Regions from separate parts of the Homo sapiens genome. Here region 1 is linked to region 2. Evidence: chromatin loops called from intact Hi-C (ENCODE). Cell type or tissue: dorsolateral prefrontal cortex. All regions are shown on one strand. Each heading gives the region's core, and the rest is flanking DNA. Links, peaks and the distances in the headings are about the cores only. Region 1 has its middle 21 kb from the start of GCLC-AS1. Region 2 has its middle 10 kb from the start of ELOVL5.

The links. Hi-C counts contacts between places; a loop is a spot of excess contacts. Peaks named below come from ENCODE experiments on the same cell type or tissue, not always from the same donor. Only the 100,000 strongest peaks of a DNase experiment are listed, where the experiment ranks them.
Region 1: it touches region 2 in a loop (2.0-fold over the local background); 15 of 110 quality-filtered maps call a loop at or near these places.

Annotation. Positions count from the first base shown.
Region 1 is chr6:53,407,937-53,413,313 of GRCh38, forward strand. No RefSeq gene overlaps it. Among named protein-coding and RNA genes, the nearest start is that of GCLC-AS1, 21 kb to the right of the region's middle. In dorsolateral prefrontal cortex, for the core only: CTCF peaks have their summits at 2,920 and 3,119; a DNase peak (open chromatin) is centred at 2,925.
Region 2 is chr6:53,356,686-53,362,062 of GRCh38, forward strand. No RefSeq gene overlaps it. Among named protein-coding and RNA genes, the nearest start is that of ELOVL5, 10 kb to the left of the region's middle. RefSeq lists a silencer at 2,567-2,926 and enhancers at 2,678-3,186, 3,187-3,694. In dorsolateral prefrontal cortex, for the core only: a CTCF peak has its summit at 2,791; DNase peaks (open chromatin) are centred at 2,846 and 5,023; H3K4me3 peaks cover 2,352 bases; H3K27ac peaks cover 3,219 bases.

The sequences.
Region 1 (5,377 bases), core at 127-5,126, 51 kb after region 2:
CCAGCAGTCATTAGTCACCTGCATCTGGCTGTCCCCCTAAGGTGCCAAGTGGTAGCAGATGCAGCCCTGGATGGACAGGTGCAAAGTGAAAGAAATGCCAGTTCTCTGGAAAGGCTTCTGTGGGTTTAAAGCCTAGCTCCATAATTCTTGCTCTTCAGTCTACTCCTGCAAAAATGACAGATCTGTTGGCTAGTTAACAGTGAATTTCGTTGATTCTGGTACCTTGGACTCTAGGAAGACAGTAAGTTAAAAATAGAAAAGATGTCTTAAGACCTTTTTTCATATAACAGACTTATTTCTGATGCTTTTTGCCCCTGAAACTTGTTTATTAGAATTTATCCAGCCTGTCTGGAGGGTGAATAAAGTAGACCTAAAATAAAGACAATTTCTCCCTTGATTGAAGGAGGAGATTGGGCAGCACAGAGAGAGGGGAGAGAAGGTGGTGCAGAGAGCCTTCAGGCAGGCCACAGATTCTCAATTTGTTTAACCTGGTCTTCATTTGAGGCCATAATTTTTCTTCAGTCTTTTTCTCATTGTCCTGGAGTTCTGTCCTTACAATTTCATTAAACATTCAACTTTACTGGGACCTTACTATGTGCCTAGTACTGTTGAATGTGCTTGAGATGTAAAAATGACCAAGATACAGCTCTTGTTCTTAAGAAATTCAGCTTGGAATAGCAGTTCTCAATGCCAGCTGCACTCTAGAATCACCTGGAACTTTAAAAACATCCTAGTGCCTGGGCCCCACGCTAGACCTATTAAATCCAAATCCCTGGAGTAGAGTTTCAACACTAGAAGTTTTTAAAGACCTTTTTACTAAAATTCAAGTGTATATAAAGATAAAACAGTATAATGATGGCCTCTCCCCCATGTACATGTCACCCAGATGAAACAATTATCAAATCATGACCAATCTTATTTCTTTTATAACTTCCCTCCCTCACTCCAACTATTAAATTATTTTATGGAATAAAATAATTTAAAAAGTATATAATCTCATTTTTTATTTCTTTGATATATAGCTTTAGAAATTGTTTTCAAAACACAATATCTTGATCATACCTAAAACAATAAATAAAATTGCTTACATCATCAATAACCTGCCAGTTGTCAAATTTCCTCAATAGTCTTTTTTTTTTTTTTTTTTTTTGAGACCAAGTCTTGCTCTGTGGCCCAGCTGGAGTGCAGTGGTGTGATCTCTGCTCATTGCAACCTCTGCCTCCTGGGTTCAAGTGATTTTCCTGCCTCAGCCTCCTGAGTAGCTGGGATTACAGGGGTGTGCCATCACACCTGGCTAATTTTTGTATTTTTAGTAGAGATGGAGTTTCACCATGTTGGCCAGGCTGGTCTCCAACTCCTGACCTCAAATGATCCGCCTGCCTCAGCCTCCCAAAGTGTTGGGATTACAGGTGCGAGCCACCGCACCCAGACTTCAATTATCTTATGAAAAGTTTTTGCTGCCGTTTTATTTGAATTAGGTCTAAGTAGTATCCATACACTGCATTTCGTTAACACGCCTCTTACATTTCTTTTAATCTAGAGATTCCTCCTTACTCATTTTTCTCTTCTTCACAAGTTTTTTTTTTTTTTTTTTTTTTTTTTTTTTTTTTTAAAGAAAACCGGTCATCCAGGCTTTCTTTAATGATGAGAAGAAATGGAAGTATTTGCCTGTTCACATTCTTGAATGCTATAGGGTTCTCCAAGTTGTAGATTAGAAAATGCTTTAATTTGAACTCTGAAACATTTCCAGGCAAAAGCAGCATTACATGGTCTTTGTATGCCTTGAATCTTGGCATTGTCTTGGATGTGCGATGAATGTATGTATGCTCCAGCATACAAACATTCTGTTTCTGAAACAAACTTCAGAAAAAGTTTGTTTCATTGGCATTAAACATTTGTTCTGGTAAATATTTCTCATCCACAATTATCCTATGCAGCTCTTTTTTTCTTTTCTTTTCTTTTTTAAAGCTTTAAGACATTCAATATGGCATTTGCTGCCTCACTGCTGATCTTCACATTATGAAAATTATGAGCCATTTGAAGCACTGGAACAGCCCATGACTTGCTATAAATATTTGCATATAGGTGGGATCATCAGAATGTTTTTTAGTGTATAAAAAAGAGTAGAGGCCGGGTGCGGTGGCTCACCCCTGTAATCCCAGCACTTTGGGAAGCTGAGGCGGGTGGATCACGAGGTCAGGAGATCGAGACCATCCTGGCTAAAATGGTGAAATCCCATGTCTGCTAAAAATACAAAAATTAGCTGGGCATGGTGGTGGGCACCTGTAATCCTAGCTACTCGGGAGGCTGAGGCAGGAGAATGGCTTGAACCTGGGAGGCAGAGGTTGCAGTGAGCTGAGATCGCGCCACTTCACTCCAGCCTGGTGACAGAGCAAGACTCTGTCTCAAAAAAAAATAAATAAATAAAAAAATTCTTGCCTTAGCCTGGATTGTCTGCGGTTTAAGTGGTACTTAAACTATATCTGATACTTCTGTATCTGGTCTTCCATCCATGTGACAAGTATTTTTTCATATCATCAGTTGGCGCAGCTCTTTTCTTCCTAACAACAGTGAATTTAACCAATATGGATGATTTCACTGCATCACTGATTCACTTCTTATCCTTTGAGATGGTTGAGATTGTGGATGTGAAAGTCCTAATTCAAATGCAGTGGCTATTACTGGCTTGTCACGTTCATGCTGGGCAATTACTCTTGAGTTTTATCTTGAGAAACTCAGAAGTAATTTGCCTTCCTCTTCTTATCAGAAGCAGGAGAACACGGATGGGCATTTTGTAGACATGGTAAGATGTGGAAACACAAGACTCAATATTCAAAAAATGCTGGCAACACAGTAGTACACTGTAGAGTATCGGCTGTTTACCCCTGTGACCATGTGGTTGGCTGGGAGCTGTGGCTCACTGCCGCCACCCAGCATTGCGAGTGAGAATTGTACTACATATTGCTCGCAGGAAAAAGATCAAAATTCAAAATTCAAAGACAGTTCCTACTGAATGCGTATAGCATTTGCACCATTGTAAAGCTGAGAACCAAGTCGGGGACTGTCTGCATTTTCTCCTCTAAAAAACTTCATATTTCTTAACTGTTCACAGAAAAGGCTTATACAAAATAATCAATTTGGGAGCAATGGCACCTTTAAGCCCAGACTGTAGTCTCTAAACATTGCTTCTCACCAAAAAAATCCCCAAGCTCCTTGGAGAAATGAACAGTCCAAGTCTGGAGCAGGAAAGGAGATAAGCCTAGAATTTCTCTGTCTTTCTCGTATGAACTGTACCTCAAGATATACAAGGAGTGGATGAAGAAAAGTTCTTTATAGAAAAATTCTAACTAATAAATGAAAAAGGAATAAAATAATTCGATTATAGCCATTTTGTAACTTTTAATGAGATAATGGATCTAAGTAAAATATGTTTAGCTTCATTTGTTTCATCTTACCTATTTTACAATTTTATTCTAAAAGTAGTAAAAATTTTGGGATCTGCCTTATCTCAGTCTTTAGGATGTTCTTTGCCTGCCTCTAACATTCCTGTATCTTGAGTAGCAAGTGGTCAGGCTGAAGTGAAAATTCTTTAGTCATCACAAGGAGGTTGTACTGTTATCATGGGTGCCGGTTCAGCCTTCTCGTCAATGAAGCTACCCCTTCCTGGGAAACTCCTGCCAGGTCATTAATAACAACAAAGGAATTCTATTCCAGGAGGCCTTACTCCCTGGGTCTCTTGCTGCTGAAGACTTTATGGGATTTCCATGAGCAATTAGTGATTAACTATCCCAACAGCTGGCCATGTTGCTCCAAGAGGATTTGTCCTGCTACCTAGTTGGACTTTGATCTCTGATCTGTTGATTACTACTTTAATCCATTTTGTGCTGCTCTATTAGGATACTGAGACTGGATAACTTATAAAGAACAGAGGTTTATTTCCTTCTTATAGTTGTGGAGGCTGGAATGTCCAAGATAGAGAAGACTGCAATTGGCCAGGGCCTTCTTGTTGTGTCATCCTATGGTGGAAGGCAGAAAGGTGAGAGGGAGAGAAGGAAGAGGGGAAGGGGAGCTGAATTTATTCTTTTATTAGGAACCCTCTCCCACAATAACAATAGTCCGTTCATGAGGGTAGAGCCCTCATGACCCTAATAACCTCTTAAAGCTCCCACCTCTCAACACTGTTGCATTGGGGATTAAGTTTCCAAAACACAAACTTTGCAGGGGACACATTCAAACTGTGGCGATTTCCTTCCAGAAACGTATGGTGGCTGCTTGGCCAGATGCCCAGCTCACTGCACTAGTTGAGTGCAAAAATGGATAAATTGGCTACGTAGAGTTATGTCAGGCTTACTAGCACAAGATCCATGAGAAAACATTCATGGACACAGGGTTGGTGTCCCATTGTCCATCCTAGACAGAACTAAACACAAGACATCCTCATCCTTGTGTTGTGAGGCATTTAAGATGAAGTATTGGCCCATCCCCCATGATCACACCTGGGTGCCACAGCAATGTGGGGTGGTATCACCTGGTCTCTGGTCCTATCCTGTCAGATCAGTTTCCAGGTTGGGAGAATCACCACCCCCTCTCATAGTGCAATCAGAGGGCTGGCGTCCAAGCCTAACAATTTCAGCTCTTTTATTAGGTAGCATATGAGTGGCAAGATTTTCCATGTGCATTTTCAGGACTGAAGGACTTCCAGCCCCAGCACTAGCATCATGGGGGTGAGGGAGATTCTGGAATCTAAGTCAACCAGAATTGATTGTCTTAAGCACAGGGTCACAGTGGTTTCCAGGGAGCTTCACAAGAGGCCCTTTCCTTTTCTGGGAGACTAGCCTGCACAGGGTTTGTCTTGGGCAAATTAATTCTTTCCTCTCTGGATACTTGGGTTGTTTCTGGGCATTTACTGTTGGAAATAGCACAGCAATAAATAGCCTTGTGCTCACTTCCCTTGGGAAATGTACCATCGTATCTCTGATATTGAGTTCTGGAAGTGGGATTGCTAGGTCAAAAGTCTTGTGCAAATTTTCTAGATATTGCCCAATCCCCTGAGTTGGGGTTGTGCTATTTCATCTGAATTTTAAAAAGTTCTCTATGTAAATCCAACATGCAGCCAATATTGAGAAACACTTTTCTAGAATAGGTTTTCAAACATTTCTTATATCACTTGAAAACTACTTGGGCTGTTTGGTTTCTTGGTAAATCTCTGATTAGGTCTTCAGTTAAAACGATTCCCTCTAAGGCATGAGCACTGACATTATAGGCCCTTAAACCCTGTCTGAATTTAACAGTAATGCCCTCCATTCATATAGCAGTTTCACCAATGCCATCTCCTTTCATCTTCACAGAATTTCAATGACATAAAGAAAACTGATCT
Region 2 (5,377 bases), core at 95-5,094:
GCCTTTACTGAGTCTTAATCTAAACATGATCTTTTTATTTTTCTCTTCACCTACCCTGACCTCTTTTACTTCCTTGAATGTGACTTAGAACAATATGTTCCTTCCTTCTTTCCCCATGACCAAAGCATTCTGTGCAGGCTTTTTATCATTTATAATATTAATATTGTAATTGTTTGCTTATTGCCTCTCCTCCCCAAGTCAAGTGAAGAATATGTGTCATTCATCTTTGCACCTCAAGCATGCTGTGACAGGTACATAGTAGGCATTCAATAAATGTTTATTGAGCTAGACTCCCAGAAAACCATTTACTTTCCTTATGATAAAGATAGCAAATAAGACACAGGCTGTTTCAGGATGTGCAAGAAAAAAATGTTGGAGCCCCCAATTCATATCACAGTTTATTGTACTTTAATGACAAGATAGGCAGATTCTGACGTGGCTCCAATAATCTTTGCCGCCTGATATTCATGCTGGTGGGTTGGACCTAGTAACTTGTTCATAACAGAACATGGCAAAAATGATGGAATGTCGCCTCCTAGATTGTTAGAAAAGAAGGTGTGACCTCTATCTTATTGGCACTCCCTCTGTAACTTCTTGGCTTTGTGTACTTTGATGAAGGAAGGTGCTATGGAACTGTCTACATGTCAAGGAACTAAGGTTGGTCTCCTGTCCACAGGGAGCTGGGAACTGAGGTTCTGAATCTAACAGCCCTTGAGGAACTAATCCTGCCAATCACCACATGAGTGAACTTGGAAGTGGATCCTTCCCCAGAAAAGTCTTGCGATTACTCCAGGCCCAGTGGATACCTTGACTGCGGTCTGTGAGAAATCCTGAGGTAGAGAACCCTGCTAAGGCAAACAATGCCCCAATTCCTCATCTGCAGAAACTTTGAGGCAAAAAATGTTGTTCCAAACCACTAGATTTTGGAATAATCTGTAATGTAGGGATAGTTAATACTTTTTACAACAGAATCAGACACAGACTAATTGAAATAAAGTTTATTTACTTTGCTTATCAAAACAATCAAGGTATGCCTAGTGTTTGATAACTATGTCAATATACCGGTCACAAGAATTTACCTTTCCCAAAATGGTTTTCTCATATCATGAAAAACATATACACATATGGGTATAGGTTGCCCAATTTCAAAAAGAAGAGGTCAAGGCAAGCGACTTTGAAAACAAATTAAGCTGCTGCTTCACTGATTAGGGAACTTACTGGTAAGGAACCCTCATTCCTCAACCCACTTCCCCCAGATATCAGTAAACATTTTCTCAACTCGGGGGTAGTCAAGTGCCTCAATTTCTCACTTCATTTATTATTTTGAATTAAGGTATTGCAGCTTACTATAACACAAACCAAAACACAGACATTATATGGGGAGGATAACGCATTGAACTTTCGTTCACTAATGAGTAGACCCAATTAGTTTATTAGATCAGCCAAGCAAGGAGAAACTAGACTGTGAAAGTCTGAAAGCCCAGAAAATTGTGTTGTGGTTAAGAAAAATTCACACGGAGTAGGGATAAAGGGGGGGCACAGTGGATGCATAGAACAGGCATAAAAAGACAGAATTACTTTTCAGAAAACATTCATTCATGAATGAATTCACTTGTTAAATTATCCTCCGCACATAGCAAGAAATCTAGAAGTCAGTGGATGCTGAGTACATATTTACTGACTATTCTTTGGGAACTTGGTATGTGCTAGGAATTGGGGTGATAAAACTTTTTACCAATATATGGCAAAAAGCGATGTGCCTTAGGAAGTGCAAAAAAAGTGCTGTGGGAATCCACATGTCAAAGAGGATGAGGAAAGGGCATTGTAGCAGTAGGGCCTTTGCAAAGGCTGTATACCCTCTTCTTAAAACTGCTCACCTCTCCTCTTCCCAGGTCTCAATTGAGAAGTCATCGTTTTAAAACGACAGGTCTTTCCCATACCTGGCTAAAATCAGTTTCTCCTCTACTTCCTCTTCCTCAGCCACTACTTTACTTTGTCCACAGCACTTAGCACAATCTGTAGTTGTTCTGTTTACTCATTTTTACCTCCTACCTTCCCTATTACACTTCAGGATGGCAGAAACAAGTCTACCTTGTTACTGGGGTGTGCCGGGCATAAAGTGTGCGCACACTTTTTTTTCTTCCTGTTTTTCGAGATAGGGTCTCGCTCTGTCGCCCAGGCTGGAGCGCAGTGGCGCGATCGCCGCTCACTGCAGCCTCGAAGTCCTGGGCTCAAGCGATTCTCCTCCTTGGCCTCCCAAAGCGCTGGAATCAGGGGTGTGAGCCACCTGGCCTGAGTGACTGAATCTAAAATATGGAGTCAAAAAGGGGTATTGGTGTAGGGACAGAAAAAAACTGGGTGTCCAGACATGAATTCCAATCAAAGGAGCCGGGCCTTCTTGGCACATCGCGCTCCGAGAACCCGGGAGGGATCCAGAGAGGCGGGGACGCCCTTTGTCACCGGCCTGAGGGGCGGGCGTGGCTTCCCTTTGCAACCCCTTCCCCCAGTCTTGACCGCAGGCCCTTGAGGGCCACCATCACTTCTGGGTTCCCGGAACGCGGTGGGCACACTCGCGCCAGGCGCGGGTACCAGGGCCTGCCTGGGGCCCCCTCCTCCACTCGCGCGGCGTGGACACCGTTAACTGCCTGTGGCTCAGGGCGGTGCCGCCGCCACCCCCGCGGCACTCGGCTCCTCTCGCCAGCCCTGCGCCACTCGGCTCCTTTCGCCCGCCCCGCGCCCTCGGCGGGCCCGCCCCGCTCCCCCGCGGCGGTCACCCCATTCATTCCGCGGCTGCACCCACCAATCACCGCTCACCAACAGCGCCGCATCTGGCGATGGGGCGGGGCCTCGCGAGGAGCACGCTCGCGCCCTCCCCGCCTTGAGCTCGCTCCCGGGCCGGGTAATTCCCGGGCAATGACCAGACCTCGTCCCCGCGCTGACCCTTCCTGGGGACATCGGGTGGGGGTGGAGGAGGCGCTGAGCTAGGGAGAGGAGGGTTGTGCGGCCCGGACCACGCAACCTTGGGATCGGAGGGTGGTTGAGGCCTTGAGGGAAGAATGGAAGGCGGCCTTGACTTCTGGTGCTTCCACGCCCTTCAGATCCAGAGCCCAGAGCGTCCAGGCTGGAGTTTAGGACGTTCATCAGAGTCCCGAGACGCGCGAGTGGGTGGAACCGCGTGGGGCGGGAGAAGAGGGGGAGATTAGGCAGCAAGAAAATGGTCCCCGTGGGCAGTTCAGCCTAAACCTGGAGCTGGGGAAGGGCCTCTGGAGAGAAGCCTTAAATCGTTACTCATCTTTCACAGTCTTTTATAATCGTGAATGAGCCCTCCGTTGTAGACTGTTAATGCGTGTCCAGGATGCCCGAGAGTGGGGGTAAAACAATAAAAGACTCCTCCTGTTGTGATTAAAATTATATTTGCTTTTTGTATCCTCCTAAGTTCCATGATATTGAAAATGTGTCTTGTTATATTTCATAAATGAGCTTTTAAAAAACTTCTGAGATATCTTCCAAAAAGTATCACTCACCAGGGAAGAAAAGAAGAGGAAACCTAGTGGCTTTTCTGTTGACGCCAAAGGTTACTCCCTCTGCCTCACCATAAAAAAAAAAAAAAAAAAAAAAAAAAACAAACCCCAAAAAAACAAAAAACAAGAAAAAGCACAGAAAGCAGTTTGGCTTGCTTGTAAAGTCTTGGTAGATATTTCTGCTTATCATTTAATCCTTTTAACAAGTCTGTAGGAATAGATGGGTATTACCACCAGTTGTAGATGTTGAAACAGGCTGAGATTCATCTGGCCAAGGTCATACATAGTTTGTAAGTGACAAAGTGTGGGCCTCTCACCGGTAGACGGTCGTGACTGCAATTGTCCAGGTTCTTGACATTTTGAACAAAGAATTGAACAAAAGGCCCAGCAAAGCAAAGAAAGAATGAAGCAACGAAAGAACGAAAGCAGGGATTTATTGAAAACGAAAGTACACTCCACAGTGTAGGAGCTACCAGGGCAGAGGCTCAAGGACCTGGATACAGAATCTGCCTGGGTTCAAATACCCTCTAGAGGTTTGTTTCCCTTTGGCCACTTCATGCTCACCTCATGTAAATGAAGTGGTAGCCCGCAATCAGTCTGATTGGTTGTAGACAACCATTCAGAGGCTGGAGTGAAATTACAAAGTTGCAAAGGAAGACTGGACCCGCAATCGGTCTGATTTGTTGCTAACTCCCAATTTTCCAACTGCCTGGCAGAAAATGTCAAGGGGAGTAGCCTCTGATCCTCTTGTTACTTCGGGGTGGAAAGTTAGGGTTTTCTTTTCTTTTCTTTCTTTTTTTTTTTTTTTTTTTTTTGGACGAAAGTCTTGGTCTGTCACCCAAGCTGGAGTGCAGTGGTACAATCCCAGCTCACTGCAACCTCCGCCTCCCAGGTTCCAGTGATTCTCCTGCCTCAGCCTCCCGAGCAGCTGGGACTACAGGCGCGCGCCACCACTCCATGCTAATTTTTGTATTTTCAGTAGAGACGGGGTTTCACTATGTTGGCCAGGATGGTCTCAAACTCCTGCCCTCGTGATGCACCCGCCTTGGCCTCCCAAAGTGCTGGGATTACAGGCGTGATCCACTGCGCCCCGCCTCCTAATTTAGTTCTAGGAAGTTGGTGTGAAACAGCTTTAGGTTCCCTGCCTCCAGATCCTATTCTCCTGCCTCAGGCCCTTTCCATACTTCTCTCCCTTACATCATGAAATTTCAATCCACAATAAATGGAAGGTGAAAAGGAATCTGATGATTTTGGAGTCCTTAGCTAAAAACTGCATCTAGCCGAGTACTAGCACCTCTTGGAGATGAGTTGTGTTTTTTGAGAACTCTGTTAAGTACATAGTTTTCATGCCAGTATTATGAAAGGTAGAAGGAGAGTTCCTTGAGATTCTGAAGTGCCAGGTCACGTGAGTTGATGACTTTTGTAACCCTGGGCTGACCTGAAACAAAACAAGACCTCTTTCGGTTGCTAGGTATTGCCTGCAAGGATGCTGGAGGGCTGCCCAGGTCTTGTTCAGGGACTTCAGTCTTTGTGGCAAGCAGAGTACAGAGCCGTTGGATTAAAGACTGAGTTAATTAGGTCACAGGATGCTCTTTGATGGGGGGAAAGCAGCAAACTATGATGGGACTTTTAGCGCAATCTGGTTTAACAGATTAGCCAAGTGTATCTGCTCCATGCTGTAGGCACACAACAATGACTGAGAAATCTTTTCTGCCCACAGGAAAAGGTTACAGTTGGGGTAGGGTGCATCAGTGAGTCAAGTCTATGAATAACTAGTAAAGGAAGGCAGCACATAAAGTAACAATGCAAGTAAATACAAAGCAAGAATTATGGTGTATGCAATGAGTTTTGGCAGA